Regions from separate parts of the Mus musculus genome. Here regions 1 and 3 are each linked to region 2. The links are chromatin loops, found by intact Hi-C in ENCODE. Cell type or tissue: heart. All regions are shown on one strand. Links, peaks and the distances in the headings refer to the core of each region. The heading gives the core; the rest is flanking DNA. Region 1 holds the start of Glmn (glomulin, FKBP associated protein). Region 2 holds the start of Btbd8 (BTB (POZ) domain containing 8). Region 3 overlaps Brdt (bromodomain, testis-specific).

Region 1 (11,012 bases), core at 1,228-9,227, 160 kb before region 2:
TTCTGTGATGTTCTCCTCTAAGAGCTGCTCTACGATGCGCACAGCTTTCCTTTCAAACTCCACCTTCCTTTGTATAGCAGCTTCCAGTTCTGCTTGCCTGAAATTTTAATGAGAAAGTTAACCCAATTCAAGACTTCTCCTACCTTCAACACTCCGTGCTTTAAAAGCCACCTAGTGGCCTACTATTTTGCCAATAAATGAGCTTTTAACTCTCCACCTCTGATCCAATACTTTTTGGTCTTCCCAGTGTGTACATGGAAGCTGGCCACGAGGACTTACTTCTAGGCTCAGAGAACAAGGAAACACTTATAGACTCCAGTAGAGGAGGGCTGGGCAGGACATGGTGGTACATGCCACAGTTACACACTTGGGAGGAGGCAGTGGGAAGATTCAGAGTCTAAGGCAAGTGTGAACTACATAAAATGAAGTTATATTTTTAAAAAAGAGTATATATATAAATTTTATAACAAAATTTATATATATAAATTTTCCTTTTGTAGTTTTGCCATACATAGTAAAAAAAATTTTTTTTCTCTGTCACATAAGTAAACAGAATGAAGGGTGAAGAGATGATTTCTACTTTTCTTTCACTCAAAAAATTGTCAACAGCCTAGTTGTGGTAGCTCAGCTTACTAGAACAGTTATGTCTGAAAAGAAGAGCAGCATTTTCTCACCTTCATTATAAAGTCCTACTAAATAACTATCCTGATATGTGAAATGCAGTCGAGGAACCCTTGCCATAGCCACCACGGGTCCCATCAGTGCTCTGTCCCCCCCTCTCCCCCAACACACACACACACACGGAAGGCAAAAATCGAAGCTATCTCAGGAAACAGCCTCACTGAGCTGCACACCAAGAACAGACACCATGTCCAGGTCCCACAACAGGCCCAGTCAACCAGAATAGGACAGAAGCACAGAAGGGAGATTCACTGTCACGCTCAGGATACAGTGCTGTGGTGACTTACTCGCTCTTCTTCTAGGTTGGGACCTACCAGAACTACCTCTGTTGGTCACCAGGTCTTACCCTTCTCTCTCACATCTGGAACCTAGAAACTTTCATGTGTTCACGTGAAGGTAGGAACCTTCATTAACTTTTGAGACTTTAGACTCTCGTTCTTTGCCTAGAGCAATATGTCCCCTCCCAACCCCCATAACTTGGGACTCTGGTACAGATTCACCAACAATTCTTTTTTGCAAAATACATGAAAGTGAGAAGTTTGCAACCAAACACCTATTTTTATCCCATCAAGATCATTTTATTGTTACTTTAAGATACCGGGGCTAGAACCCAGGGCCTCGTACATGCTAAGCAAGCACTCTACTACTGAGCTATAACCACTAACTCCATAAAGACCACTTTTGTATCAAAGAAAGTAAAAAGATATGAACACAGATTACATTACAGGTCTTTATATTAAATACGAAAAGCTTCATGAAAAATAATTTTTCTCACTTTATGCCCATCAATAAAGGTGATGTCATGTACTAAGATTTATATACAATTTGCTGGCTCCAATTATCAAGCACACTGACTGTTTAACCATTCTCCTGACTGACAGATATCTACAGTACCTTACTATGTTCTCTGTCTGTCACAAATGATGGCAGTCAATAATGTTGTCCTGGCAGTTTTACATCAAACTGACACACACTAATGTCACTGGAGAGGAGGGAACCTTAAGAATGCCTCTATGAGAGCTCATGTCTTTAGCTGCATATATAGCAGAAGATGTCCTAGTCAGCCATCATTGGGCAAAGAGGCCCCTTGGTCTTGCAAACTTTATATTCCCCAGTACAGGGGAATGCCAGGGCCAAGAAGTGGGAGTGGGTGGGTAGGGGAGCAGGGTGGGGGGAGGGTATAGAGAACTTTCGGGATAGGATTTGAAATGTAAATAAAGAAAATATTTAATTAAAAAAAAAAAAAAGAATGCCTCTATGAGTTCTAGCTACAGGCAAGCCTAAAGAGCATTTTCTTAGTGATTGATGGGAAGGACCCAGCCCATTTGTGGATGATGTTATCCTAGGGCTTATGCTGTATGAAAGCAGGCTGAGCAAGCCATGCTCAACAAGCCCGTAAGGAGCACTCCTCCATGGTATCTGCATCGGCTCCTGCCCCAAGGTTCCTGCCCTGCGTGAGTTCCTGACCTGACTGTCCTTCCGTGATGAGCAGTGATACGGAAGTGGAAGCTCAGTTCTTGTGAGCAAAACCGACTTGTTCAACAACACATCCTAAGGGCCTAACTCAAATACAGACGATCTTGTATTTGGAAATTATCTTGCAAGAAGAGTCGGTGAGTCCTGAAGTGATGAATGTTAGTCTCTTCAGATGAGTTTTGCTCTAGCTATCTCCTCTGTGACACGAGAGGCCATGACTTTTTGGAAGCTCTAAACTGTAAAGGATGCTTTTGGTTGGTTTGTTTTTAAGTTCCTATTTAACGTTACAAAGAAGACAAAAACAAAATAAAAGAAAACAAAAAAACGGGCAGTGGTGGAGAACGGTTTTAATCCCAGCACTTGGGAGGCAGAGGCAGGCGGATTTCTGAGTTTGAGGCCAGCCTGGTCTACAGAGTGAGTTCCAGGACAGCCAGGGCTATACAGAGAAACCCTGTCTCGAAAAACCAAAGGGGGGGGGGAGGGGAAAGAAAGAAAGGAAGGAAGAAGGAAAGAAAGAAAAGAAAGAAAAAAGAAAAGAAAAACAAAACAACAACAGAACAAAAAACCCAGAAGACAAAAGGTGCCTTGAAGTGATAAAGAAAGAACCTGCTTCAGCGAGCTTGGCACATACAACAGTAATAGTGTACCTGAAGAAATGGGAAAGATTGGTTAATTCAGGAACTATGTCCCCAGAACTTTCTACAGGTGTTCATGATAGTTTCCAACAGCCTAAGCCTCCACATTGGTTTTCCTACAGCTGAAGGACAGAGCAGTCTTACGTGAGAATCGACAGTGCTTCCTGAGTCTTCAGTATTTTCTCAAGAAAGGTATGCACTATGCTTTTAAACTATTTGGGCTGGAGTATAGCTCGGTAAATTAGACAAAGAGCTTCATTAGAATGTACAAAGTCTTTAAGTTCAATTCCCAGATTGCAAGATCAGAAAACAGAACATCAAAACAAAAAAACCAAAACCAAAAAGAAAAAAGAAAAAAAAAAAAAAAAAAAAGAAAAGAAAAAAAAAAAGAAAAGAAAAAAAAAACCAAATCAGATTGAATTAATGAGATAAAAGCAAAGTGAAATGCAGATGCCCACGTGGTTCTACCTTTTAGATGCATCTCCTCGTTTCAGGGCTCGGGTCTGTTTAGTACCTACAATTGAAGAGAGAAAAGTCAAGTGCCAATGCATTTGATGTAGCAGAGTAGTCCCCAAATATCACACTGTAGGCACCATTTCCTTTTCTCTCACACATCTCATTTCCAACTTCGATGTGTACAAAAAAAGAAAAACAACCCCCCCCCCAGAAAAACAAAAACAAAAGGGGGGGCTAAACAGGAAGCAAATTCAATTGTTTCTGTAAATTAATTACATTTTACATTTTCATGACGGCAGTCTCTTCGAGGACTCTTTCTCATCGGATGCGCTTTAATCAAGTGCTTTTAAAACACTCTCTAAACTGGGTTCCTTTAGAATAAACATTGCTCAGTCTCCCAAATGTTTGTTCCCTTGCCTAAAGAGAGGAGTCTGAGACCTCAGAGACCAGATATCAAAGCAATCCAAGGTTCAAGGCAACTGACCACCACCTGCCTTGGCCACTTGTTCCCACGTACGGGTAGATCCTAAAACCCCTGTGTAAGAGTGTGGGATTCCTCCCCCGAAGGCACTAGGACAGCCTGCGTTGGGAAGCTCTGGGCCTCATCCACCCGGAGTTCTCGCTCTCCCCGGCGCAGCCTCAGAAAGAGGCCCGCGCGTGCGTGGTACTCAAACCAAGGTCTCAGGGTCCCAGCCTGGGACGGTGGCTCTTGTTCGTACCGGTAGCATCTCGGTGGGTGCTGGAAGCCCGGGTACTTGGGCCTAGAGAGCAAGGTACGGCAGAGTCAGCCATGGGGAAATGCGGTCAGAAGAGGGGGTCGGGACAGCACATCTACCTCCTCACGCTTCGCCCGGAACCGGGCTGGGGGCGGGCCCAGGGAGGGCGGGGCGAGCGGCGGAGGGGGCGGGCCCAGGGCGGGGCGGGGCGAGCGGCGGAGGGGGAGGGTCCGGTCCGGGGGCGGGGCCAGGAGTGCGGCCTGCGCTACCTGAAGTGGAGAAGGAGGAGGAGGGCAAGAGGCAGGCGCGTGGATCGGCGGGTAGGTAGACATGCTGGGTCGGGCGGATCGGGCTCGCCGAACAGGACCTGCGCCGCACGCGGCTCTCCTGCTCGGCCTCTGGAGGTGCTGGAGCCTGGACACCCTGCCCTGCAGGAGCAGGGAGAAATGGCCTCCCTTCGCCTCAGCCAGGCGCGGTAGGGTGTGATTTTCCTGTTCGCGCCTGCGGGGCAAGGACCTTCGCTGCTGGCCTCCTTTTCGTGATACTCGGTGATCTCACTGACGATTGTTTATGTGAGGAGGGAGATCCTGTGGAGAATGGGGTGGGCGGCATCGGAATCTTCAACTTCTTTGGGTGACTTAATTATGTTGGATTCCAGTTTTTGTCAATGGGACATTTAAAAAAATTACTTAATGATTAGATTTTTCATTCCAGGTCCACAATTTGGATTTTTGTTTTCCTTTTAAACAAAGGCTTTTCTAGTAGTTCTTTCTAGGGCTCTTTTTATTTTTTTACTCGTCATTCTTTAAAAATTACTTTCTTTAGGCATTATATCAGGGGCTTTTAAAAATGCTTCATTAGGCTAACACAGTAACGTTCAGTAATAGCAGTTAACCTATAAAACTTTACATTGTGTTTGTTGTCTAATAATTCAGAATGAAACGGTTTATGAAACATAATTTACATGGTATCACACAATTAACTGGGTTTTTTTGTATTAGTTCATTACAGCATCAAAATTAGGAAAATAATTAGGAATGGCTGTGGAGGAACTTCAGAGCATAATAAAAAGATGTGTAAGTACTTCTCCGAAAACACCTTTAAATATATGGGAAGGGCATAGAGTATCTTTACTTTGTGGTCACTCATGTTATTTATCTTAACTAAATTCTGCTTCTTCTTTTTTGACTTGTAAATATCAAAAAATCAGGAAAGTAGATTAGATGATAATGATGATGGTGGTGGTGACTTTCAATCCTAGTACTTTTGGGAGGCAAAGGCAGAGGGGTCTCTGATTTTGAGGCTGGCCTGGTTTACATGGTAAATTTCCAGGACAGCTTGGGCTATGGAGAGAGAGAGAGAGACCCTCGCTCACAAGGGGCATAAGGGGCTAGAGAGATGGTTCAGTGGTTAAGAGCACTTGTTCTTGCGGAGGACCTGGGTTCATTTCTCAAAACCCAGGCCCTGTTCTGGCCCACAATGGGCATCAGGCACATGCATATGTATGAAGGTAAACGTTAGTAAATTGTATTTAAAAGCATATTAAATCATGTACATGTCTGTTTATGTGTGTTGGTAGGGGGTATATATGAGTATAAGTGCCTGGCATGGAAGCCGTAGCGTTAGGACCACTCAGAGCTGGAGTTACAGGTGGTTGTGAGCCACCTGATCTGGGTGCTGGGAATTGAACTCAGGTCCTCTGCAAGGATAGTATTTGCTCTTATCTACCAAACCATTTCTCTAGTCCCAGTAGTCTTTAATTTTAAATTTCTTATTGTTTTCATAAGTTTCTCTGGTACAGTAGGTTCAAGATCACTCCTTAAGCCATACTGATTCATGCTTATAGACAGCAGTCAGGAGCTGTGACAAGAGGACCTGAAATTTCCAGGTCAGCCTAAGCCTCCTCATGAGAGCCCGTCTCAAAAGCCAAAATGAATAAAGCCAATCATTAAAATATTAGGATAATTCTAATTTTTATCTGTGTCTTAGTCAGGGTTTCTATTCCTGCACAAACATCATGACCAAGAAACAAGTTGGGGAGGAAAGGGTTTATTCGGCTTATACTTCCATACTGCAGTTAATCACCAAGGAAGTCAGGACTGGAAGTCAAGCAGGTCAGAAAGCAGGAGCTGATGCAGAAGCCATGGAGGGATGTTCTTTACTGGCTTCCCCTGGCTTGCTCAGCCTGCTCTCTTATAGAACCAAGACTACCAGCCCAGAGATGGTCCCACTCACAAGGGGCCTTTCCCCCTTGATCACTAATTGAGAAAATGCCTTACAGTTGGATCTCATGGAGGCATTTCCTCAACTGAAGTTCCTTTCTCTGTGATAACTCCAGCTGTGTCAAGTTGACACAACGAGCCAGTACAATTGACCCCTTGTCAACTTGACACACAAACACATCACTAGTAAGCCTCAACCCTTGCATTCTTATTCATCCCCAAGGTCTAAATAACTTTAAACGTCTCAAAGTCTTTACATATTCTTAAAATTTCAATCTCTTTAAGATATCCATCTCTTTTAAAATCCAAAGTCTTTTTACAATTAAAAGTCTCTTAACTGTGGGCTCCACTAAAATAGTTTCTTCCTTTAAGAGGGAAAATATCAGGGCACAGTCACAGTCAAAAACAAAAATCAATCTCCAACCATCCAATGTCTGGGATCCAACTCAAGATCTTCTGGGCTCCTCCAAGGGCTTGGGTCACTTCTCCAGCCATGCCCTTTGAAGCACACGCGTCATCCTCTAGGCTCCAGATGCCTGTACTCCACTGCTGCTGCTCTTGGTGGTCATCTCATGGTACTGGCATCTCCAAAACACTGCATGACCCCTTCAGTCCTGGGCCGTCAATTGCAACTGAGGCTGCACCTTCACCAATGGCCTTCCATGGCCTCTCACAGTGCCACGCCTCAGCTGCTCTGTGTGACCCCTTCATGCCTTCAAAACCAGTACCACCTGGGTGACCCTTACATATTACCAAGTCCCGCTGCAGCAGGAGTACAACCTTGGCCATCTCTGGAACACAGCATCTTTGTGCTTTCAGAAAACACTTCCCAGAAGATGTCACCTCAAAGATGCTGGTCTCTTTTTAATCACTGCTAATTTCTTAGCTCCAGCTAACCAGCATCAATAGTCCCAGTAATGCAAAGTTTTTGCTTTAGTAGTTCTGGTATCTTGTTAATCACAGCTGATTCTTCAGCCCCAGCTAACCAGAACTACAGAATCTTCACAATCAAAAACAGCAGTGGCCCTGAAAAGAGGCTTTAATTTTCCCTCTGAAATTTCACAAGCCAGACCTACATCTTCTGCACTGTTCTCAACATTATCTTCCAAGCTCCTACACAACATCTGACAGAGCTCTTAACAACGAATGGATCTTCAAGCCCAAAGTTCCAAAGTCCTTCCACAGTCCTCCCCAAAACAAGGTCAGGTTGTCACAGGAATACCCCACTATGTTGGTACCAATTTGTCTTAGTCAGGGTTTCTATTCCTGCACAAACATCATGACCAAGAAGCAAGTTGGGGAGGAAAGGGTTTATTCAGCTTACAATTCCATACTGCTGTTTATCACTAAGGAAGTCAGGACTGGAACTCAAACAGGTCAGGAAGCAGGAGCTGATGCAGAGGCCATGGAGGGATGTTCTTTACTGGCTTGCTTCCCCTGGCTTGCTCAGCCTGCTCTCTTATAGAACCAAGACTACCTACCAGCCCAGAGATGGTACCACCCACAAGGGGCCTTTCCCCCTTGATCACTAATTGAGAAAATGCCTTACAGTTGTATCTCATGGGCATTTCCTTAATGGAAGCTCCTTTCTCTGTGATAACTCCAGCTGTGTCAAGTTGACACAAAACTAGCCAGTACAATCTCTGTAACATGTTCATTTTTGCTACAATTTAAGATTTCAGTTTTTTTCCTAGAGATAAAATCAGGAAGTCATTTATATTAAATCTATATTTGCATCTGTGTGAATTTTTTATTGTTTACAGCAAATCCTAGAAGAGCATGATTTTAAAGAAGAAGATTTTGGCCTCTTTCAGTTAGCAGGTCAAAGATGCATTGAAGATGGTTATATAAACCAGCTGCTAGAGATTATTCAAGATGAAAAGAACAAGGTAAGCCCAGGCTCTGTGTCCACTCTTCAGTCTTTGAGAAGGAAATAATACATTGTTGTTATTACTCATTTGGAAGGGGAATAATACATTGTTGTTATTACTTATTTGGGAAGGGATAATACATTGATAATACCATTTGGGAAGGGAATAATAGATTGTTGTTGTTAACCATTTATCCATCCTCTTAGTTACTATTCTACTGCTGCAGTGCGGGAGTATGACCATGTCTCAGCCTTCCTTAGAGAAGGAACAGTTCATTGGGGCTTTCAGGGTCAGAGGATGAGGTCATGGAGGTCACTCCTGAGAACCATCAACCTAGTGATTACCTGGTCCTTGAGGCTGGGTGTCTCAGCAGTCAGCCCAGTCTACAATGGCTGTCCCCACTGGGGCAGGGCTGGATGTCTCAGTGGTCCTGTTTGAACCCAGACATCTAAAATGGCTGTAGAGCTGCCGATCCTAGGTCACAATGAAAGCTTAGAAACTGGTTCTCATAGCAGGGAAGGAGGTGGCGGCAGCAGCACCAGCTGGACTGCTATTAACCAACCACACACTGCAGGAGGGAAGGCCAAGGAACAAAGGTGCAGTCTTCCTTCTCCCGTGCCCTTCCTACCTGTACTGCTACAACAATCAAAGCAGTTAGGATCCCAGCTGATGTTAAGATCAACTATAATATACTCCTATGGCCTCCAATACAGTCAGTTTTGTGGGGTTTTTGAGGCAGAGTCTTAGCCCATGCTGTCCTGGAGTTCTTAAACTTACTATGTGTTTTTCGTTGTTTGTGTGTGTGCGGGTGGAGGAGGGAAGGGAGGGAGAGGCGTGCTTTTGTGAGTGTATATGCAGGTGCATGCCAAGGCCAGGGGTTGATGTTGATTGTCCTCAATCACTCCCCATCTTTTGAAACAAGGTCCCTCATTGAACCTGGAACTCACACATTCATCTAGGCTGGGTGGCCAACAAATTCTAAGGACGTGCCTGTCTCTGTGTTTTTAAAGTTTCTTAATGTTTCCCAGTTGCATTATCAAAGGATAACTTTTGACAATACTGTTGCATCAATACTAAAATTAATTACTAATATTTAAGTTTATGCCAGACACTTTTCTGGTATGTTACTTTATTTAGCCTCTCCAACATCTCATAAGATAAGCGCTGCTATTAAATTCATTTTGTAATACCTGCAACTCTAAGCAACTTGAGAGGCTGAGGTGGGAGGACTAGAAGTTCAAGACCACCTGGGCAATATGAAGGGACTCTTCTTTCAAGAGAAACAAATAAAACAAGCCACTCACTTTATAGAGAAGAGGTAATCACTGGAAGACGCAACAGCTTTTGTATGACATCCAGAATCCAAAGTCTTGGCGCTCGTGACCTGTGTTGGACCTGAGACAGGATGTCCTGTACCCCAGGCTGGCCTGGAAGTTGCTCTGTAGTTGAGGACCTGAGACAGGATGTCCTGTACCCCAGGCTGGCCTGGAAGTTGCTCTGTAGTTGAGGACCTGAGACAGGATGTCCTGTACCCCAGGCTGGCCTGGAAGTTGCTCTGTAGTTGAGGACCTGAGACAGGATGTCCTGTACCCCAGGCTGGCCTGGAAGTTGCTCTGTAGTTGAGGACCCGAGACAGGATGTCCTGTACCCCAGGCTGGCCTGGAAGTTGCTCTGTAGTTGAGGACCAGCTGGAGTTATAGATGTGTGCCACTACATCTGGTTTATATGGTGCTGGGGACAGCCCAGGGCTTTGTGCATGCTAGGCTAGCATCTACTGACTGTCCTGTGCCCCTGGACTTACAGGAAAGTTGAGGTAGAATTTAGGAGGGGTGGTTGTGGGGGCTAAGGCAAACAGTCATAAAGGACGACTGTTGCTTTTGCTTGTTTTCTTTGTTTTTCTATGTGTTTTTGTCATTTGCATCTGCAACACAGTTTGTGATCTCCACCAAAACAGCCTAACTAACTTAAAGAGAAAGCTTGCAAAAGGAAGGCAAGTGAGTTGACTTGAGAATTCGTCTCAGACATAGCAGGCAAGGGGGAAGTAAGATTTTGATTTATAACTAGAAATAGGAGACTACTATTTGGCTGTGGGTCTCTGCATCCACCTGAGTCAGCTGTTGGGTGGAGCCTCTCAGCACAGCCATGCCAGACTCCTGTCTGCAAGCATAACAGAGTAGTATCATTAATAGTGTCAGGGATCGGTGCTTGTCCATGGAATAGATCTCAAGTTGGTCCAGTTATTGGTTGGCCATTCTCTCAGTCTCTGCTCCATTGCCCGTTTCTGCATTTCTTGTAGACAAGATAAATTTGAGGTTGAAAGTTTTGTGAGTGGATGGGTGTCCCTGTCACTCCCCTGGGGTTCCTGCCTGTCCACAGTAGGTGGCCTCTTCAGGCTCCATATCCCCACTGCTGTGAGTCTCAGCTAAGGTCACCCTCCTTGATTCTTGAGGGCTTCCCCTATCCCAGGTCTCTGTCACATCCCCTAGATGCCCCCACCTCAGTTGCAGACTTCCATTCATTTTCATGGCGATTTGGCCCTCTCCTCATCCCTCCGCACCCCTAATCCAGACCCCTTCCCCTCACATTCTCCTCCCCATCCTTTCTCCCACCCAATTCTCTCCCTCCCTCTGCCTCCTATGACTATTTTATTCCCCCTTCTGAGTGAGATTCGCTTGGGCCTTCCTTCTTGTTTAGCTTCTTTGGGTCTGTGGAATGTGTAGAATGGAGATTCTGTATTTTATGACTAATATCTTCTTATAAGTGAGTGCATACATGCATGAGCTTGGGGAATCTTATGGAAGAGTTGGGGGAAGGATTTCGGGCCCTGAAGGAGATAGGAACTCCACAGGAAGACCAACAATGTCAACTAACCTGGACCCTTGGGAGGTCCCAGAGACTGAACCACCAACCAAAAGGCATACACGGGCTGGACCTAGGCTTCTCCACACAGATGTA
Region 2 (11,012 bases), core at 1,409-9,408:
GTGTGTGTGTGTAAGAGCAGGGGGGAGAGGGAGAGGGGAGTGTGTGTATTTTTTGTTTTATAAAACCACTTGTATCAGGTGCAAGTGTATCTTGCATTTTCTTTAAGTTAAAAATCTTAAACATTAAGGAGTGTTTACTGGCTCACCCAAAAGTGAAAGCTAGAGAAAAAGCAGACTGGAGCAAAGGCCCAGTGTTGCAAAAGCCCAGCTTATTTCTGTCTTTCTCTTTGCCTTCTACTGTTTTGGCCTGCCCTGCCTATTTTATATTGCTGTAACAGTATACTACAGACAAGATGTTTACAATGAACAAGTTTATTGGCTTGCAGGTCTACAGGCAACTTCTGATCTCAAGGTGCTAACATCTGGTAAGAGGCCTCCATGCTTTATGGAATGGTGGAAAGAGGGCCAAAAGAGGGCCAATCTTTTGCATGGTGTGTGTGTGTGTGTGTGTGTGTGTGTGTGTGTGTGTGTACCCATCCATGCAGGTCAAAGGCTCATGTCAAGAGTCTATCTTAATAGGCCCCTACATTTTTACTTCAGGACAGGATCTTCCACTGAATCTGAAACTGCCTCATTTGGTTAGGCTGGCTGGCCAACAACCCCCCAAACCATCCCGCCTGCCTTCCAAGTGCTGAGATTACAGAGTACGCCGCCATGCCCAGCTTTTATGGAGGTTCTGGGTACTGAATTCTGACCTTCATGCTTCAACAGCAAGCACTTTCCTGACTGAGTCATCTCCCTAGCCCCAGATTCACTCTTTAATTAGGGAGCCGCTTTTACCCACAAGAAGGGATCATTTAAGGCCTAATCACAATTTAAGGACCCACTGACAGTTAACAACAAACCAATGACAGTTATGAATTCCAGCTTGTACTTTGAAAAGAACAAATATTCAAATCATAGCATAACCTATATAAAGCACTTCAGACTCCTATTGAAGTTTAGTTACTAAGCATTTTGACCTATGTACTAAGAACATAAAGACCACTAAAGGCTAAAACATAATGCCTGCCCCTCTGGAGTTTTAAGCACAGTAGAGAAAGACAGATCTGAAAATTAAAAGGCACGATACATTCAACAGCAAATACACTCCTTGACCCTGACCCCCAATCAGCCCAGACAGACACCACACACGACTACAAGATATGCTGGGTGACCAGATGGAAGCAAGTTGTCCTCTGAGAGGCTCTATTCAGCAGCTGACTCAGACAGATACAGACACCCACGGCCAAACAGTGGATGGAGCTTGGGAACTCTTCAGGAAGAATAGGAAAGAGGATTGTGGGCTGTGAAGGGGATAGGAACTGCACAGGAAAACCAACAGCGTAAACTAACCAGGAGCCTTGGGGCTCTCAGAATCTGAACCACCAAACAAAGAACATACACAAGCTGGACCTAGGCCTCCGCACGTATTTAACAGATGTGCAGGCTTGGTCTTCATGTGGGTCCTAAACAACTGGAGCAGGGGCTATCCCAAAAGCTGTTACCTATATGAGGGATATGTTCTACTAGCTGAGCTGCCTTGTCTGGCCTTGCTGGGATTGGAAGCACCTAGCCTTGCAGAGATTTGAAGTGTCAGCATGTGGGTATAAGCAGAAGGCCCCAACCAGCTCAGAGAAGAAGCGGGGTAGTTGAGGGGAATGATTGTTGGAGGGTGTGACTGGGAAGGAGGCACTGGGTGGGATGTAAAGTGACTAAGTAAAAAAAAAAAAAAAAAAAAAAAAAGATCAAATTGAAAAATACATTTACTAAGTGTGATCTTTAAAGACGTTTAAGCATCGGTTACAAAAACAACGGGAAAGGGAGCTCCTGGCTTCGCTCCGAAAGGCAAACCAACTGATCCACGGGGGGGGGGGGGGGGGGGGTGTGCAGATTGGGTGTGGGAAAGAGCAAGGGGCTTTTAAAGCCGAACCCCACATCCTCCTATCTGACTCTGCAGTTGCAGACATGAAGGTGAAAAAGAGGCAAAGAACGTATACAGACCCTAGAAGAGGAGAGCCAACTAACAGGCAAATTATCAGCCGTTAGCTGGGTAAAGCGGGACTTGAAGCGAGGAGGACAAACCACCTTACAGTACAAACAGATGATGCCAGGAGCCTGAGCTAGGTGGGGTCCATGATGGCAGAGAGGAGGAAATGAAAACACGTGTGGGTAGTAACTGGCGTTGGCTGGATGTAGGAGTGAAGGTGAACAATCTCTGGTCTGGATAGATAACCTGGGCTCTGGTGATGCCACCAATCCTTCATCTGTACTTGCTTGTCTGAGCTCTCTTCAGCTCATCTCTTCAGATGCACGTCTAGTTGTCGTCAGGATACAGCCTCCCGAATACTCATATATACTTCTTTTTCAACTGTCCTAGGATTTGGAGCTGTTTCCTGTTCTTCCCTGTCTCGGCTCGCCCACATATATTCACTCAACAAACCTGTAACTTTTCCATTTCCACTGCCAGCATGTAGCCCTCAGCTACCATAAAATCTCTTACCTGGCTTGTTTGTTTCTAATTTCTCTTTTCCCAAAGTCAAGATCTCAATGTTAATTCTATTTCTTGTTTGGTTGGTTGGTTTTTGTTTTGTTTTGTTTTGTTTGTTTTTTTAGAAACACCAACAGTTCTCTGAACTACCCTCAGAATCCATCCCAAATATTTAAGTACACAAGAATGCCCTATTATAATCTACAGTCTTAACCTATCTACCTTCACATTCTGTCATTTTGTCTGCCATAACCACAAATATCTTCAAGATAAAACAATCTGCCTTAGTTAGGACTAATATTGCTGTGGTGAAACACCACGACCAAAGCAACTTGGGGAAGAAAGGGGGTTTATTTTACTCAGTTCTATGGACTAAAAAGCAGTGAGCACAGGAACTCAATCAGGACAGGAACCTGGAGGCAGGAGCTGATGCATAGGCCACAGAAGGGAACTGCTTGCTGCCTTGCTCAGCCTTTCTTATAGAGTGCAGGACCACCAGCCCGGGGTGGCACCACCCTCAATGGGCGGGACCCTCCCCAAACAATAATTAAGAAAATGTTTACAGCTGGATCTTGGAGAGGCATTTTCTCAATTGAGTTTCTTTCCTATGACTCTAGCTTGTGTCGGATTAACATAAAACTAACCAGGACAGGCTCAAATCTACTTATATGACCTTGGCTTTTTATCATAAATCTCAATACTTTAATCTCATCTGAACTGGATTGTATACTAAGCTGACATTAGCTTCATGTGCTAGTTAAGCAAGGTAACTTCTGTGGAGAAATTGTATGATAATCCAGGTAGCAAGTGGTACCTTTAAGAATGCACAACCCCCAGAAGGAATATTGAGATAATATACTTTTCCTCCCCAGAAGCCCATCCTTCAGTGCAGCCACTTGCAGCATGATGACATTGTGACAGCGCAAGACAGCGCAGAGGCTCCTCCATCTCATATTCTTGCTGAGGCCATTTCAGGTTTAACTAACATTTGGTTTCCTTGATAGAGAATCCCACAAAAAAGTTAACCAACTCTATTGTAGGAATCCAAGGTCAACAGATTCCAGCCAATTTAGCTTTTTTGTTAAACTGCCTACTGTGCAGACCTCCCCTCCAGTTAACTGCTCAAGTTCTGTTACAGTGTTTGCTTGTGCAAAATTCCCCCTGCAGCTGCACAATACAGGGGAAGTGGCTTTAAAAGCCCCTCACCTAAATGCTTGGGAGTACACTTAGGTCCCAGCCAATAGGAACAAATACTTTCAATTGGCTAGAAACTGTGTCTGAGTAGTCACCACTGGCAAATGGGCTCCTCTAACAACAGAAACCTGCCTGCTTTTCTGAGTCCTAACTCAAAGCATAAGGTTTTCTTTTCCTTTCTATCCTTTTCTTTTAGACACTGGCCCATACACTCTGGACTTTCTCACTGTTCTTTGGAAGTAGCTCACACATCACACAGCAGCTGTTCTCCACTGGGTAGCCTACCAGCTTTCTTAGACCTGATATAAAAGGCACGGCTTTCTCTTCCCCATGCTTCCAGGCAGCTGATAAGACATGTAGCTTGCCTATTGACTCTGTTTTTAAAATCATTTTATTAATGAGACTATGAAGACTATGAAGAAGAGGACCTCAGCTTTTTTTCCCGATAAACATATGAGCTCAACGTGAAGATCCCCAAATTTCCACAGTTGTTCACAGTAAGATTTGTAGAATAAAGCCAGGTGTGGTGGCAGATGCCTCTAATGACAGGCAGAGGCAGGCTGATCTGTGATCCTGGTCTAGAGAGTGAGTTCCTGAACAGTCTGGGCTACATTGAGAAAAAACAACCCAAAAAACAAAACAACGAAACCCAAATAAGCAAACGAAAGTATTGTGCAATAAGAGAGAAATGATCCAGAGGTTAGCAGCATTGCTCTTGCAGAGGGCCTGGGTTTGGTTCTCATCACCCACACTATTATAGAAAGAATACGCATTCCCAGTAAGAAATCACTCCCGCACTTATCACAGGTCTGCGTATGGCTAATTAATGCCTAAGGAAGAGCTGGCCTTGAGTAAATTTTTACTAACTTATATACACACCTTAGGAGATGCATTTTCATATATGCCGTCATCTTTAAATCGAGTTCCAGCCCCAGTCTGCACTTTGAACAATTTAAATAGAGACAGGAGTCTGCAAGTCTGACCACTTGGGTGGATGGGAGGTTTGCACAGCAGAGCTATTGCCAGAATTATTTTCAGTACAGCAGTATGTGTTTCCCCCACTAGTTGATGGCCGGGTTCATCTTGCCCACCTGTCAGAATTATGCCTTCCCTGCTAAGAGCATAGAGGAATTAATGGTAGCTGTGACCCTGAGCTGCCCCGTTAAAGGCACACGGTTCGGTCCTTCATGTCAAGAAAACACTCGTTTTCCTAATTGAATAATTTTTCTTCCAACTTTTTAAAGACATGGTATGTGTTTCAGGGTCTGGACGCAGCCCGAACTCAGCAACAGCCACTGCCGGTGTGTGAACCTTAGAAACACTGGTTGCAACGCATCGTGTAGGTCTAATTTTTGTCCTCCTTCTGAGTGCCTAGACACCGGTTCCTTGGGTCGGGCTGAGCCTCCTTGGGAGGGAGGCGCCCAGCGAGACTGCAGCGAGGCGGGGAGGGAGTGAGCAGCGCTGCTCCCGCCTCCTACCTGAGCACGTCGCGGCTGAGCTGCTCCGACACCGCCGCCTTCAGCCGGCGCCGCTCCCCGGGCCCCTTCCTGGGCAGCCCCTTCCTGCCATGCCCCGGGGAACTCAGAAGGGCCACCGGGGCCGCACCTCCCGCTCCACAGTGGGCCATGTCGGCCGCAGAACCCCGGTGCCAGGCCGCGCTGGACCGGTACGGGGGCGTTCCCGAGCCCAACAGCGCGCAGCCGAATCCGCCCCGGAAGGAAAATTCCCGCCCCCACCTAGTTTGCAGCCGGTCCCTAAATGCTGCGGACCAGGCACCGCGCGCCTAGGACTCAAAGCCCGTAGCCACGTGACCGGGCGCTGCTGCGCAGGCGCACTCGCTCTGTTTACATTGGCCTGTTTGCGCCCTCCTAACTGACCTGAAGGGAAGGTCCCCAGAGCTGTAATCTGTTCTTTCTTCTTACTGGTTGGTGTTAAGTCAACCGTTTAATGAGTGTTATGGAGAAGTGACTTGAAATCAATGTGAGAAGAATTTGTATGTGTTCTTTCTGGGGTGTCTGCATCCTCTGCCCTCTTTATGAAAGATGGGGGTTGGGGGTAAGGTGGGGGATGGGATCACAAGAGTTTTCCAGTAGTGAGTATTAATGTCCTGAGCAAGGAGGTAGATAGGCATAGTTGGTATAGCACAAGTTATATTTTAGTATGCCGAGGGTCATCACATAAGGTTCATGCCCTAAATTCCTATGGTCCCAAGGCCATCTCCCTAAGGCTGCTTAACTGGGTGATGTATCTTAGCTGAAGGTTATATAAGGGTCCATGATTCGCCAAGGAATGATACCTAGGACTCAAATAGTATGTAAACACAAAGAGTGTTTTATTCTACAGAAGTCCAGCATGCTGGGGTCTCCCATTACCAAGACAGAGACAATCAAGTGAGCTCGCAGGCCTGATTTAAGCACATTAGGGGATTCTGGGATAGATAACCTTCATCTTGCTCCATCTCTAAGAATATTCCGTTACCAGGGTGTGGGGGATGGAAACTGTTGTTGACCCTTTGCCCTTGCTTCAGGCCAGGTGGCAGGACAGCTTCTGATGGCAGGGCAGTTTCTGACCAGCTGCCTAAAGCCAGGGTTTTTTTCTAGTAACTGACTTGCCTGGGCTTGCCTGGATTTGCCCAGTTCTTAGGCCTAGTCTCCTGGACTGCCAATTTGAAGCCTGTCATGGAGTCAGCCTGTATCAGACGACTCTAACAGTCTTTGATTAAGGGTCAGGATCCTGGGAGAGACTCTCCAGCCACAGGGCAGACTCTTAATCTCTGTTTACATTCTATCTACTGGCGTCAACGGGATTCTAGGGCTGTGTCTAATTATCTAAGTGGTGCCACTAGGTTTTGGTTATCAGGTGCAGCCTTGAGTTCAGTGGAATTCCTGGCTAAGCTATTTTTACAAATCTAAAATGCATGTTTTTTTGTTTTGTTTTGTTTTGTTTTGTTTTACTGTGCTCATTACACCTACTTAGCTTTGAGGAATAAATGATTTGGATTAAGAAAATGTGAAGGGCCAGGCGTGGTGGCACACGCCTTTGATCCCAGCACTTGGGAGGCAGAGGCAGGCAGATTTCTGAGTTCGAGGCCAGCCTGGTCTAAAAAGTGAGTTCCAGGACAGCCGGGGCTACACAGAAACCCTGTCTCGAAAAACCAAAAAAAAAAAAAAAAAAAGTGAAGGTTAACCCTCTCATGATTCACAGCTTCCTGTTTTCATGCCTAACTCCACTGCCCCATCTGGTTTCATATCACAACTATTAAGTTATCTGCCATTTTTTTGAGGGCTTCCCCACCCCAATAGTCCTTAAATTGTAAGGCTTTTATACTATTCTAAGTCGAGCGTGTGGCTCTAAAGACTCCAAGCTAGGATCTGCTTTTATTAATGCAAATGTGCGATATGTCAGGCCCAAATGAAATTCCATCTCTCCAAATTCTGGTGGTTAGACAAAAGTCCAGCATTCCTCGGGAACTTGTGAAGCCATTTGTGGTGTGTGTTAGCATACCAAAGTTCATGTTGGCCTCCAGGCTCCCTCATTATCACAAGTACCTGTTACATATTTCAGAGTTCGTGTCAACATGCTGCCCTTCTTACCTCCTCCACAACAGTAAATGTCTCCAGCTCATGGGCTTACCCTGCTATTTTGGCTATGCTCTCCCCCCACCCCACCCCTGCTTTCCCCCACCCTCTTCTTTCCTACTTCCTTCCCTCTGCTCTCCTTCCTATCTATCAATCTCTCTATCATCTATCTATCTCAGTCATCTATCTATCTATCTCTGTTGTTCCTGCTTCTCTCAAGCCCAGTTTCAGTCTGCTGATCATGTTCAGCCTACCCCTCCCCCTGCTCTAGACTCTTCCAGATGCCTCTAGCTGTTCTCTCCCACATTTCTGTAATAAAACCTTCCCCTTAACCATGCCATGCCATCCATTTATAAAGTGTTCTTATTTCTGCACCCAAGTTACCTCCATATATATTTTCCCAATTCCATGCATTTACATGCAAATTACGTCATTACATTTTTTTCTTTACAGCTAAGTAAATTTCCATTATGTATTGTCAGGTCCAAAGGGTACCCTAAAACACCCCATAAGGTCAGGCCCCTGGCTTGGTCCAAAATTGAGTCTAAGTTCAGCTCAAGCTGGATTGTAGAAATATTTCTGTCACTTAGATTAAATATTTCTCAGGAAGTTGTGAACTAGATTCCTTGTAAGCCAAAAAGGAGTCATTTCCATTGCCTCTGGTAGAAGTGGTATAGTTCTCTATTGACATACATCTGTGGGATCCCTATCAGCAGATCAAAATCCATCCAGGCTCCTACAGTTCCCTATTCACAAGCACCTGGTATAAATGTCAGTATCCATACTGGCCTCCGAGTCCTACTCACCCCCCACAACCCCTCTTCCTGCACTGTGCTAGTTTCTAGGCTATTGCAGCTCACAGGCTTCCCTCCTCCTGGATACCCATCCATTCTCTCAGAAATCCTAGGGAGTCCCAGTAGAGAGCCACTATATAATACCTGGAAAACCAGGGCCCCCTTCTTGGAGTTCTTAATTTCATGTTAAAATAATTTAAGAATGAAAACAGGAGCTTGAGGACAGTTTATTATCAATGAAAAGGAAAACCCCAACGCAAGCTGTAAATCTTTTTAAGTCTAAGTCTGTTTGCTTGGTTGTAAAGCCTTGTTTCTGCTTCTTATTTACTGGGTGGATGGGAATACAGGCATATGCCATTGTGCCCAATGAACATTATCTTAAGGGAGGGAAAGGCATTATAATTCCTCAAGCATATTTTACATATAATATCTGTGTGTATTAGTTTCTGTCAACATGACACAAGCTAGGGCCATTTGAGAAGAAAGGACCACAACTGAAGAATTGTCTCCATCAGACCAGCCTGTGGACAAGTCAGTGGTACATTTTCTTGAATACTGATGTGAGAGGGCTTAGCTCATAGTGAATGGTGCCTTCCCTGGGCAAATGGTCCTGGATTGTATAAGTATGCTGAGTGAGCCACGGGGAGCAAGCCAGTAAGCAGCACCCCTCCATGGTCCCCATCTCTACTTCTGCTTGAGTGCTTGGCCTGGCTTTCCTCAAAGATGGAAGCCCTTACCCAAGTTGCTTTTTCCAAGACAGTATCCATGTTACTTAGAGTAAAAACCACTGAGTTTTTCCTCAAAGGATAATTTTTATTTAGTTCATCATTTCCACCTAAAAGTTCTTTTCCTGTTTCCAAGGATGCCTTGAACATCTTAATATTAGGGAAATGTTTATACTTCTCTTGGTAATGAGTATATATAGGCTGCCTGGAGATCTATGTATGAATGAAATAATTTGGCATATGCTGGATGCTTCAGGGCAAACCTCCGAAAAGTTCTGTATGAAACCTGATCTGAATCCTTGCCAGCCATCTGCTGGAAGAGTGTGGAAACATCTAGGTCTGGCACTCCGAAAGCTGCCTGAAGCATAGTTGTCAACTCCCGTTCTGTTACATAACCATCCTCATCAAGATCAAAAAGTTTAAATGACATTTGCAGAATCTTCTCCGTATTGGATGGGTTGCACAGGACAGTTAGACCTATCACATACTCTCGGAAGTCTATGGTGCCATCCTGATTCCTGTCAAAGAGAGAGAAAAGCTGTCTCAAGGGCTCTGAAATTGGGAGTTTTAAATAACGTGAGAATGCTTCAATTCCAATCTTGCCTCCTTTTGAGGAGACCGCAAACGAAGCATATTGGTCCAAGTGCTTGTGGATGTTGTCCCAATCTAATTTCAATTTCTGACTGATTTTTGTAAATTCCACCAAGCCAGCTTCCATGGGTAGTTGAAGGGCACCCGCAGATATCATCAGTTTACAGTCTTCCAAGCTGTGATCGGTTACAGGCAGCTTCAAAGCGTTTGCCATCTTGATTCGGACTGTGTTGGCAAAAAGGATGGGGTCTTTCTTTTCTTCTTCACTTGGGATATAAACAGGCATGAACTCGACTTCCACTCTAGTGAAGAGCTGACTCAGAGTAAGCATACATACCTGGAAGCCTGAGAACCCATTCCAAGTCCAGGTCACTGTGTCCAGGCTGTTGGGGTACCTAAGCAGCACTGGCTGCACAGGGACACCTGGGGAGAAGGCTCCTAGTTTAAAAGTGACGAGACAGGAGCGGTTGGTGCACAATCCTTCCGGAAAAATCAGAATCTGTGGCCACTTCATTTTAGATTTCACTCGTCTGAGGATTTCATTCCGGGTAGTCTTTCTAGAATTCGGGTCTTCTCGTTTCACAAGCACAGGCTGAGTTACCAGGATGCATTTCCCAGCCAATGGGACCCTCGCAAGCTGACTATCAGAGACCACCGAAGGGAGCCCCGCCACAACAACGGCGATTGCATCAAAGAAGGTGGAGTGTGGTGCGGAGACAAAGATGGGGGCCTCCTCTCTGGTAGCCTTTTTCCCTTTGACCTTAACCAGGAACCCAGCAAAAAAGAACCCCAAACGAAACAAGAATACCAGGGCCGACTTTATCAGATGTTTCCTCCATCTCCTTATGGGTTTGGTAGGTTGAGTAGGCAAGTTAATGGCGGAGAGTACGGCCACTGGCCAGAGAAGGATGAGGAGGAAGACAATGCAGGACACCCGCACGGGTACCAGCACAGTCCCCAGGATGATGGTGCAGGCCCAGCGCCAAGCACTCAGGTGAGTGTTGAGAGTGAAGGGACTGTCCACTGCCGGAGGATATAAGGACTTGTTCACCTCCTGCGCAGTCCTGCTGTCCCACACCTCCACCTCTGTGGAGTCTATGGTATCCTGGTGCTGGTTCTGATGAGCCATGAAGCCGGCTTCTCAGCGTTATGGCTATTCCTTTCTCCACATCCAAGGGCTATTTCCGTGTTTGCATGTAATTAGCGCCCTTACAGCTAATTGTTGGTTAATAGGAAATGATGCACTACCTTTAAAATTAGGGGGGAAAATCCACAGGAGAGTTAGAATCTCATCAAGAGAACAATCACGGTGTGCTGTTGGTTTTGGTCACATATATATGGTTAGTAAATTTTCACATAACAATTTCTGGTATTAGATTACTCCTATGTACTTACTAAGGAAATACGAATTTGAATGGAATTGCAACTTTCAAATGTAAGTGGCAATGCCAGTAAAGTTTGCTGTGGGCTGAGTGAGAGCTAACTCATGAACTTTGTCTGCTGTCCATACAGATTGATTTCTTTGCTGATTTCATTCTCTTTATGCCAGGACGTGTAAGAAAGGGCACCTTAAGAACTTATGAGCCCTCTTCCATACATAGAAATTTATGAAGAATAGATTTTAAGAGATGAAGAGGTGGAGAAGAGAGAGTAATAGGCT
Region 3 (8,000 bases), core at 1-8,000, 79 kb after region 2:
CTATTACCTAGTCTCTCAGGATCATGATATCCAACTACATCCATTCTGAACAAAGCACTATCACTTATAATGTCAACATCTTACTGATCCTTTCAGCTAGTTTTTGTTTTATTGAACAAGGTTTTATCACTAGTGCATGCTGGCCTCAGCTCCCTGAATGCTGGAGTTACAAGTACCTGCCACTATGCCTAGCTTTATTCTTAGTTGGTGTTTTGTTAATATACCAAATTTTCACTTTTTGATGGGTAATTAACCAATTTTCACCACACAATGGAAGCTGGCAACATGTTTGTCATCTGCAGTTTGTTGAAACTGTTATACACACAGTCAAGAACACAGGCGCTTTCATTAGTTTTACAAGAATATTGCAATGATGGGGGCTGACTTATTTTTTTCTCTCTAATTTATAATCCTGCTTACAAATTTTATTGTTATTCTTAGGGAAGTAAAAATGTTCCTAGTTTACACACTAGAAATTAGTAAGTCTTGTGGCATTTTAAAGTACTTAGTATTGAAGTATTTACTTAGTATCAGTTTAGTACTAAAAAGTATTAAAAGATCCTATACTTAATTTGCTTATTGGAAGCATAGATGTATTTTTTCCATTTTAGACTTTGCAATTTATAATACACTTAAACAGTGTTTCCCTCTGTCTATAAAGATATAGATGGTATGTTCAAAAATTAAAATTTCAAGAATAAATGACAAGACAGATGTAGCAACAGATGCCTGTGATTCCAGCACTCAGGAGGCTGTGAGAGAAAGAACAGGACTTTAAGTCTATCCGTGGCTACACAGTGAGACTCCATCTCAAACAACAGTAAAAGACAATTTCAGTGCCCACAGTGAAGACAAACTGATCTCAGTGTAATAAATCACAAACTATTCATAAGATGGTTAACTTGAATAAATAGATAGATAAATAAATAAATGAAGCGAGCTGAGGAATACCTGCAGCTTGATGGTTAAACTGATTTCCTGGTATGTAAGACCTTGGGTTCACTCTCCAGTGCCAGGAAAGGGAATAAAATTTGTTGCTTTTATTTTAACATTATATATTTTTAAAAGCGTCTAAATCAGTCTACATGTGTGGGCCTATGATCTACTGCTTGAGGCCATGAATGCAATGGATATTTTTCCAATACTGTTCTATGCTCAGAAGTCAAATATAAGAAATATTTTATAATAAGAGCTGCACATGACTTTAAAATGTATTAGAATGACAAATCCTAACCACAGCAAAACTTCTGTTGAACTTTACTAAATTGTTCTGCAAGTTCAAGGATGGCTTAGGCTTCAGTGCAAGCTCCAGCCCAGCCCAGCCCAGGACACTCCCTGAGGACACAGCTTGGTGCTGCAGTGCTTGCTCACCTTGTGTGCATGCACAGGTGCCTTAGTCCCACCACCACACAACAGAAGCAAAGCTCTCTGGAAAACATGCCACCAACCATGAATGCTGATCAGCAGATACAAACTCAGCAATGTTTTAGGATTAGAATTCTGAGTTTGAGCTGTTCTGTTAAAGTTAGAAACCAAGTTTCTGTACCATTTTAAGAACATATAGATGATGATAAACATTTTCTTCTCTTCAAGTAATATACTAGAATATCATATCAAGTAATATCTAGAATATCATATCAAGAGTTTTGTGTGGTATAGCACACCTGCTGGGAGGCAGAAGCAGGAGGATTGCTGAGTTCAAATCCACTCTGGCCTACAAAGTGAAGTCTGGCTACACAGTAAGCAAAGACAGGAAGGGAAGGAGAGAGGGAGGGAGGGAGGGAGTGAGGGAGGGAGGGAGGGAGGAAGGAAAGAAGGAATTCTAAATACTAAGGCGCTATACCAAAAAACTCTATGCAGTATTTTTTTCTAACTTTCAAAGCATTTATTGAATATTTAAGTTAAATAATTCAAATTAATAGTCATAGTTTTATCCCACAAATAAAAGACAAGGTGCTGTAACTTATTAGGCCACAAATGCTTTATTAGATAAAATTACAATTAATTACAATTTAAAATACTAAATGCAACTTAGATTTTTCCAGTATTGTTTTATGCTTAAAAGTCAAATATAAGAAATACTTTGTAATAAGAACTCTAAAATGAGTTTTAATGTAATGTATTAAAATAACAAATTCTAACCAAAGTAAAAATTCTTTTAAATTTTACAAAATTGTTCCCCTCTATATACTCAGAAATGTGAAAACCAAATCAGCGACTAGCTCTACAAAAAATAAATGAATCAAAACCAAAGGAAAACAGAATCGCTGCCAGCCAGCAGACCCTGACTGTCAACTGCAATTCTTTACGCTGGAGTTTCTGTGAGGTTCTTTTTAATTAAAAAGAACTGAACCTCACAAGAAACATCCCATTAACAATAAAGCACATTTTAGGGAAGAAAGCGCCCTGGGTTCTGCATTTGCTGCTTGGTTAAAATGGAACACCATTGGTGGGGTGGACAGTGATCACATGGCAGCTGTCCAACTAGTAATAGAAAACATGAGTGGCCTGGCTTAATACAACTGACAAACTGCACAAGAAAATGTGGTACTTCCATCTTTTTCTATAGATGATAGGTAATAATATGTAGTTAAAAAACATAAATTAAAAAAAAAAAAAAACTCTCTACAAATTTTGGGGTGAGTGGCTTCTTAATTCAAAGCGACAGTTCAACTCAGAAAGCAGTGTCCAAACAGGACACACTTCACATCGGAGTGACCCAAAGTACAATGGGAACACACTGAGGCCTCCCAAATAATGTTTTCATTAAGAAGTGAAAGCAGCACCCGCAGTTTTTCAATCTCGTACATTTCCTTAGGAGACCTCCCATCAGGCCCAAGTCACATCCTTTCCTTCTTTTATGGAAAGAGTAAGGATTTTATTAAGGATGTTGGCATCCAAAGCATAGGTCCTCCTCTACACATTCTCCGGACGCTACAGGAAAGGCCACCCCCCCACCCCCACCCCCACCACCGCAGCGGTGCCTACGAGCCAGCTAACCTGGTTCAGAATCGCTGCTGTCGGAGGAGCTCGAGTCGCTGCTGCTGCTCGCGGACCCCGAGGAGCTGCTGCTGCTGCTGCTGCCGCTGCTGCTGCTGCTGCTGCCGCTGCCGCTGCCGCTGCTGCTGCTGCTGTCGGTCAGGCGAGACCCACTGGCCAGCTCCGGGGGAGGCGGCGGGGGCGGGGGCGGGGGCGGGGGCGGGGGCGGCTTCTCCACTGCAAAACAGGGAGCGTTAACAGCGGTCATGGCTCACGGGTGGGCGCGGAGAAACCGCCACCTACCTTTTGCTGGACGTTTCGTTTGCCGTTTCCTACAATTCAGCTGATTGTTGACGTCCAGCAACCGCCTCTCCAGCTCCAGCTTTTTTTCAGAATGGAGCTCCTCCTTAGACCTGACAACCTTCTTTGCTGTGAGAGGAGGAGCAACCGTGAGTGCGGGGAGGGGCCTGGAGGTGGGGCGTGGCCTAGAGGCAAGATGGGGCGGGACCTAGGGATGGGGCTGGGCCTGGCCTACCTTGGGGCTTCAGCGACCTCTTCCTCAGACAGGCCAGGACATACTTCTCCAGTTCTCTAAGTGTGGATGCCTTCAGGGTCTCAAAGTCGATCTCGATCTCGTCCGGGTTGGAGTTTCTCAGGGAAGGCTCCCTTGACTGTATTATGTGAACTATTCGACCAAGCTTGTCTCCAGGCAGTTTGTTTATGTCCAAGCTCAGCTGCCTTTTCTCATCGTAGTTCATAGGCTTCGCATTGTCTTCCTCTTCCGATTTCAAAAGCGGCTTCTTCTTCTTTGGTTGACTGTAACAAAATTATATATTGGTTTCATATTTTTAAAACATTTTTGTTGGTGTGGGAATTTCATACAATGTACCCACATCACACAGGCATTCAGTTCATCTTGATCCAGGCCCTCACATAGGCTAACTGTGTGGTCCTTCACTGAGCCTGCCTCCTGGGCAGTCACTCACTGAACATGCTTACTTGATTTTGGCCTTCTCCTTTTGCTTCATTTGCTTAGGCTTTTTCCTTGGGTTTTCATCTCTGTTATTAACCTTTTTCCTTTTTGGCGCCCTTTTGGACTTCTCATTCTTTTTCTTCAGCTTACGTAATGGAACTTGGGACAGAACTTGCAGCTGCTGATGAACAGCATTAAGCTGGGAAAGGAAAAAATAAAAGCCTTTAAACATTTATGTCTCTAAAGCACTAAAGATACTAGAAAAACATGGTACTCCAAAGTCATGCCACCCTTTGTGAAATTCATGTCATGTTCTACTTCCTTCAGGATTTTGCTTCATTTTGGAATTTCAGTGTTTTGAAGGGTATATAAATAAATAAATAATAAACAAACTGTATAGTATAACATAGTATAGTAATAAAAACACTACAGCCCAACATTTCTCAGTATTAAAGTTTCTTTCAAAAGATATATATATCTTACAGGTGGTTGTAAGTAGCCTGGTACACATGCTAAGAACTGAACTCAGGTGCTCTGGAAGACCAGCCAGTGCCAATAACTGCTGAGCCATCTCTCCAGCCCTAGTCTTCAGATATGACCTCAGTAAAAGTTACTATTTTATCACAGAAAGTAGCAAGTGATCTCATTCTAAAATATTCCACATTATACCAAAAATCACTTCAGTAAGAATCAACTACTCAGACTATAAATGCAAATAGCAGAATTGTAAATAATTCCCAGGCATCATGGTGCACACCAACAATCCCAGCACTTGAAAGGCAGAGGCAGAAGGAGCAGAAGTTTATGACAAGCCGGGTACATGAGACCATTTCAAAGAGGAGGAGGAGGAGGAAGAGGAGGAGGAAGAGGAATAAAATGTGGTGGTAGTGGCTCTAGAACTATAGTATACAGATATTTGAGTAGGAAATTTTGAACATGGCAAATATGCCAAAAACTAACTAAAGCTATAGACATTAGGTGATGCAACTAAAGCTATAGATGGCATTAGGTGATCTAAACATAACAGCTGTGACTCTGCAAGCAGTGCACCACTGACTAGCCGCTTGGGAACCATCAACACTTGCGTCATATACGGCCACCTGCTCCTGAAGCTTGGCAAGATGCTGCACTCGTTCATCCTCAGAGTCTTCAGAAGAGGCGTCCCCCGAGGAGGCCTCGCTGCTGCTTTCTCTGCTGAGGGCTTGTGCACTGTTTGTTGTAAGGTGGCATGCATGCATACTCTCAATAGGTTCATCGGGAATCTTGGCAAAATGTAGTTCAAAAACATCCTATAATGCAAAATTAACCTGTTCACATTTTTTGGTTTATTTTGAGACAGAGTTTCACCATGTCCAGGCTGGCCTGGAGTGCACTATGTAGCCCAGACTGCCTTGGAACTTGAAATCCTCCTGCCCACCTCCAGAGTGCTGGGATTGTAGGCATACACCACCTGGTTTGATTTTCTCCATTTCTGATTTAATGCAACAAGAACACCTTTAAAAGTACACATGGCTGGGAGGTGGTGGCTCACATCTTTAATCCCAGCACTTGGAAGGCAGAGGCAGGCGGATTTCTGAGTTCGAGGCCAGCCTGGTCTACAAAGTGAGTTCCAGGACAGCCAGGGCTATACAGAGAAACCCTGTCTCGAAAAACCAAACCAAACAAACAAACAAACAAACAAACAATTACACATGGAGATACCTGGGCAGCCGTCTTTAAGCCACACCAGAAGAAGTGCAGCATGATGATTCTGTCTGCACTTCTGTGCCTCAGCACACTTCTAGGCTATGTCTCTCAGCATGGTCGACCTTTGTAGTTAAGGTCAGCCATGTCATATACAGTTCTACCTTTCAGTGACTCAAGACTGGGCCCTCTCCTGAAGCAGACCAGGGTTCAGTCAGTCCCACTAGGGACCCGTTACCCTCTTCTCACTGACGATTCATCCATTTCTTATGAGAAGTAGGCAGCTTCTTTTTTAAAAGTGTGCTGCTAACGCTTACAACTAAACGGACAACCCTCCACAGTGTAATAAGTAATTTATACAATTTTTGGCACTATTAAGGACAGAGGTTATCATTTGGCTCTTGAGTTATGGTTCAGAAATAAATATATTATGCTCAAAGGTAATTTACCCAGAGAGTGAGTAAAGCCTCACCTGAAGGGTCCGAGCCATCGCCACAACTTCATGATCGGGAGGATTATACTTGTAACAGTTCATGAACATCAGTCTGACATCTGCAGCAAATTCATATGCATCCTTATATTCTTGATTGTCCATTTTCCCCTGAGTTAAGGAAAAATTAGAAGGATTCACAAACAACTGAAGTCAATTCACATGAAACAATTTAGATGAACTGGGAAATGGAGAAGATAACACAGAGAAAATATTTCAATGTCTGGGTAAGATGATGGCCTAGACATTTGCCTCTGTGCATGCTGTGAGAATAGGAAATCTCTTAAAAAGACTTCATTCCAAACAGAGAAAGAATATTGAAAATTCATAAATGGCCTGATAGGGCAGCTTAGAAATATGGAGAAACAGGTGGGGCAACAAGATGGGAAACAGTAAAAAGAGCCTGAAGCCAGACACAGGGCCAGCAGTATGGTTTCCTACTTGAGGAAGAAGGAGTAGAAGCTACGTCCAAAAGACAAGCCAGGCAGTCCCAGTGAGAGAGATACTAGGTGGTTCTACCCACAGGACAAACCCACAGTTCTCACAAGCCTCAAATCCAGCTGTGGTTTTTACTGAGACAGTGACCTTTTAGACAGGAGGGGTTGGCAGAGGGAGAGAGATCTGGCTCAGAGGGCTGTGGACTAGGTCCCATTTGAGCTTGAATTAGATCTGTCACAGACCCAATGTGAGGGATAAGTCTAGGAAGCAGATGGGTGAGATCCTGACAAACCAAAGGTGTAAGTGACAGGAGTCTTGCCTAGGGGCCTGGAGACACCTCATCACCTACTAACTGGAGCCAACACCACAAGCCTGAGCTCAATGGGTAGAACGTCCCCCCCCCCCCCCATCTGCTCATGCATCTGGCCCAAGAACTCTGCAGCTGCATCCCCTCCCCCAGCAGTGACTAATGCTTGTGGACTTGGAAACTGAAGGCAGGGCTGCACTTGCAGATTTCAGCACTGTGCTTGCTTTGCCTTCTCCCATTCTACATGGAAGAAACTCTTTGGCCAGAACATTAGCTGCCCCAGGGGGCAGAAACTAGGGATCTTCCAGAGAGCAGGAGAACCTGCTCAGTCCACAGGCTACAGTGTTCAGCTTGGCAGCACAGACCCCTGATATACAGCTGCAGGACCAAGTTAAAGTGGAGACAGCCCTGATGCAGGAGACACAAGTCTAGCATCAAGTCAGCTGACCTGTGTTACCTCTCCAATTTTGAAGAGTCCTCAAAGAAGTCAAAACTTTGTCTTCTTGCTCTGCCCCTCCCCGACCTGTGCATGTGTATGTGTCTGCAATGAATCTCTTAAGGAGATCAGAGGACAGCCATAGAAGTGAGCTCTCTCCTTCTCCAACATGGGTTCTAGAGGCCAAATTCAGGTTGTCAGGCCTGACTGCAAGTGTACCTGCTGACCACCCCTCTATGCCTATGATTTCTTCAATACTTAAGAAAAGTTTTCGTTTTAAAAATTTATTTTCATATAATCTGTTTTTGTTTCCTCTTAGTCTCCCTTTTGATGTTTTCCTATTATGCTTCCAATAGGACTGATCTCAACTGATTTCTATACAAAAACATCCCAATGATGTTCTCATTTTCTGATCTCCTCACATTATATAACTTTTTACATTTTCTTGTTATTGAGTAATTTTCCATCTTTATTTTCCCACTAATGTATTTTTCTCCTTCAGAAAATTCTTCTTTCTTGTTTCTCTTCTGTTATCCATGCTTCTATTTTTCATCTTTCTCTACTCCCTGCCACAGCTTCATTCATTAGCTGGTTTCACATTTAAACATCATTTTAAACGTTGGCACTCTGCCATTTTTTGTTTTCCGACTATGAATGGTATATTAGTGACCTTTAACCAGTTTTCACTGTACTT

Evidence for each region. Hi-C counts contacts between places; a loop is a spot of excess contacts. Peaks named below come from ENCODE experiments on the same cell type or tissue, not always from the same donor. Only the 100,000 strongest peaks of a DNase experiment are listed, where the experiment ranks them.
Region 1: it touches region 2 in a loop (2.9-fold over the local background); 6 of 42 quality-filtered maps call a loop at or near these places.
Region 3: it touches region 2 in a loop (2.1-fold over the local background); 6 of 42 quality-filtered maps call a loop at or near these places.

Annotation. Positions count from the first base shown.
Region 1 is chr5:107,590,816-107,601,827 of GRCm38, reverse strand. Glmn (glomulin, FKBP associated protein) reads left to right here and starts at 4,189. Exons shown (of 19, transcript NM_133248.2): 1 at 4,189-4,284; 2 at 4,966-5,040; 3 at 7,950-8,075. The coding sequence starts at 5,002. It overlaps Rpap2 (RNA polymerase II associated protein 2), which reads right to left and starts at 4,132. Exons shown (of 13, transcript NM_144911.3): 1 at 3,968-4,132; 2 at 3,261-3,306; 3 at 1-97. The coding sequence starts at 4,040. In heart, for the core only: CTCF peaks have their summits at 4,193 and 4,392; DNase peaks (open chromatin) are centred at 3,957 and 4,127; H3K4me3 peaks cover 1,940 bases; H3K27ac peaks cover 1,439 bases.
Region 2 is chr5:107,432,276-107,443,287 of GRCm38, reverse strand. Lpcat2b (lysophosphatidylcholine acyltransferase 2B) reads right to left here. Exons shown (of 2, transcript NM_027599.3): 2 at 8,249-10,600. The coding sequence starts at 10,481. The coding sequence ends at 8,931. Btbd8 (BTB (POZ) domain containing 8) reads right to left here and starts at 5,358. Exons shown (of 18, transcript NM_001378266.2): 1 at 5,143-5,358. The coding sequence starts at 5,291. In heart, for the core only: no CTCF peak of the experiment used is centred there; a DNase peak (open chromatin) is centred at 5,447; H3K4me3 peaks cover 1,679 bases; H3K27ac peaks cover 1,491 bases; H3K27me3 peaks cover 250 bases.
Region 3 is chr5:107,354,988-107,362,987 of GRCm38, reverse strand. Brdt (bromodomain, testis-specific) reads right to left here. Exons shown (of 19, transcript NM_054054.2): 8 at 6,108-6,236; 9 at 5,053-5,241; 10 at 3,979-4,151; 11 at 3,515-3,795; 12 at 3,283-3,408; 13 at 3,001-3,216. Among named protein-coding and RNA genes, the nearest start is that of Brdt, 28 kb to the right of the region's middle. In heart, for the core only: no CTCF peak of the experiment used is centred there; DNase peaks (open chromatin) are centred at 3,447, 5,057 and 6,997; H3K4me3 peaks cover 1,363 bases; H3K27ac peaks cover 1,014 bases.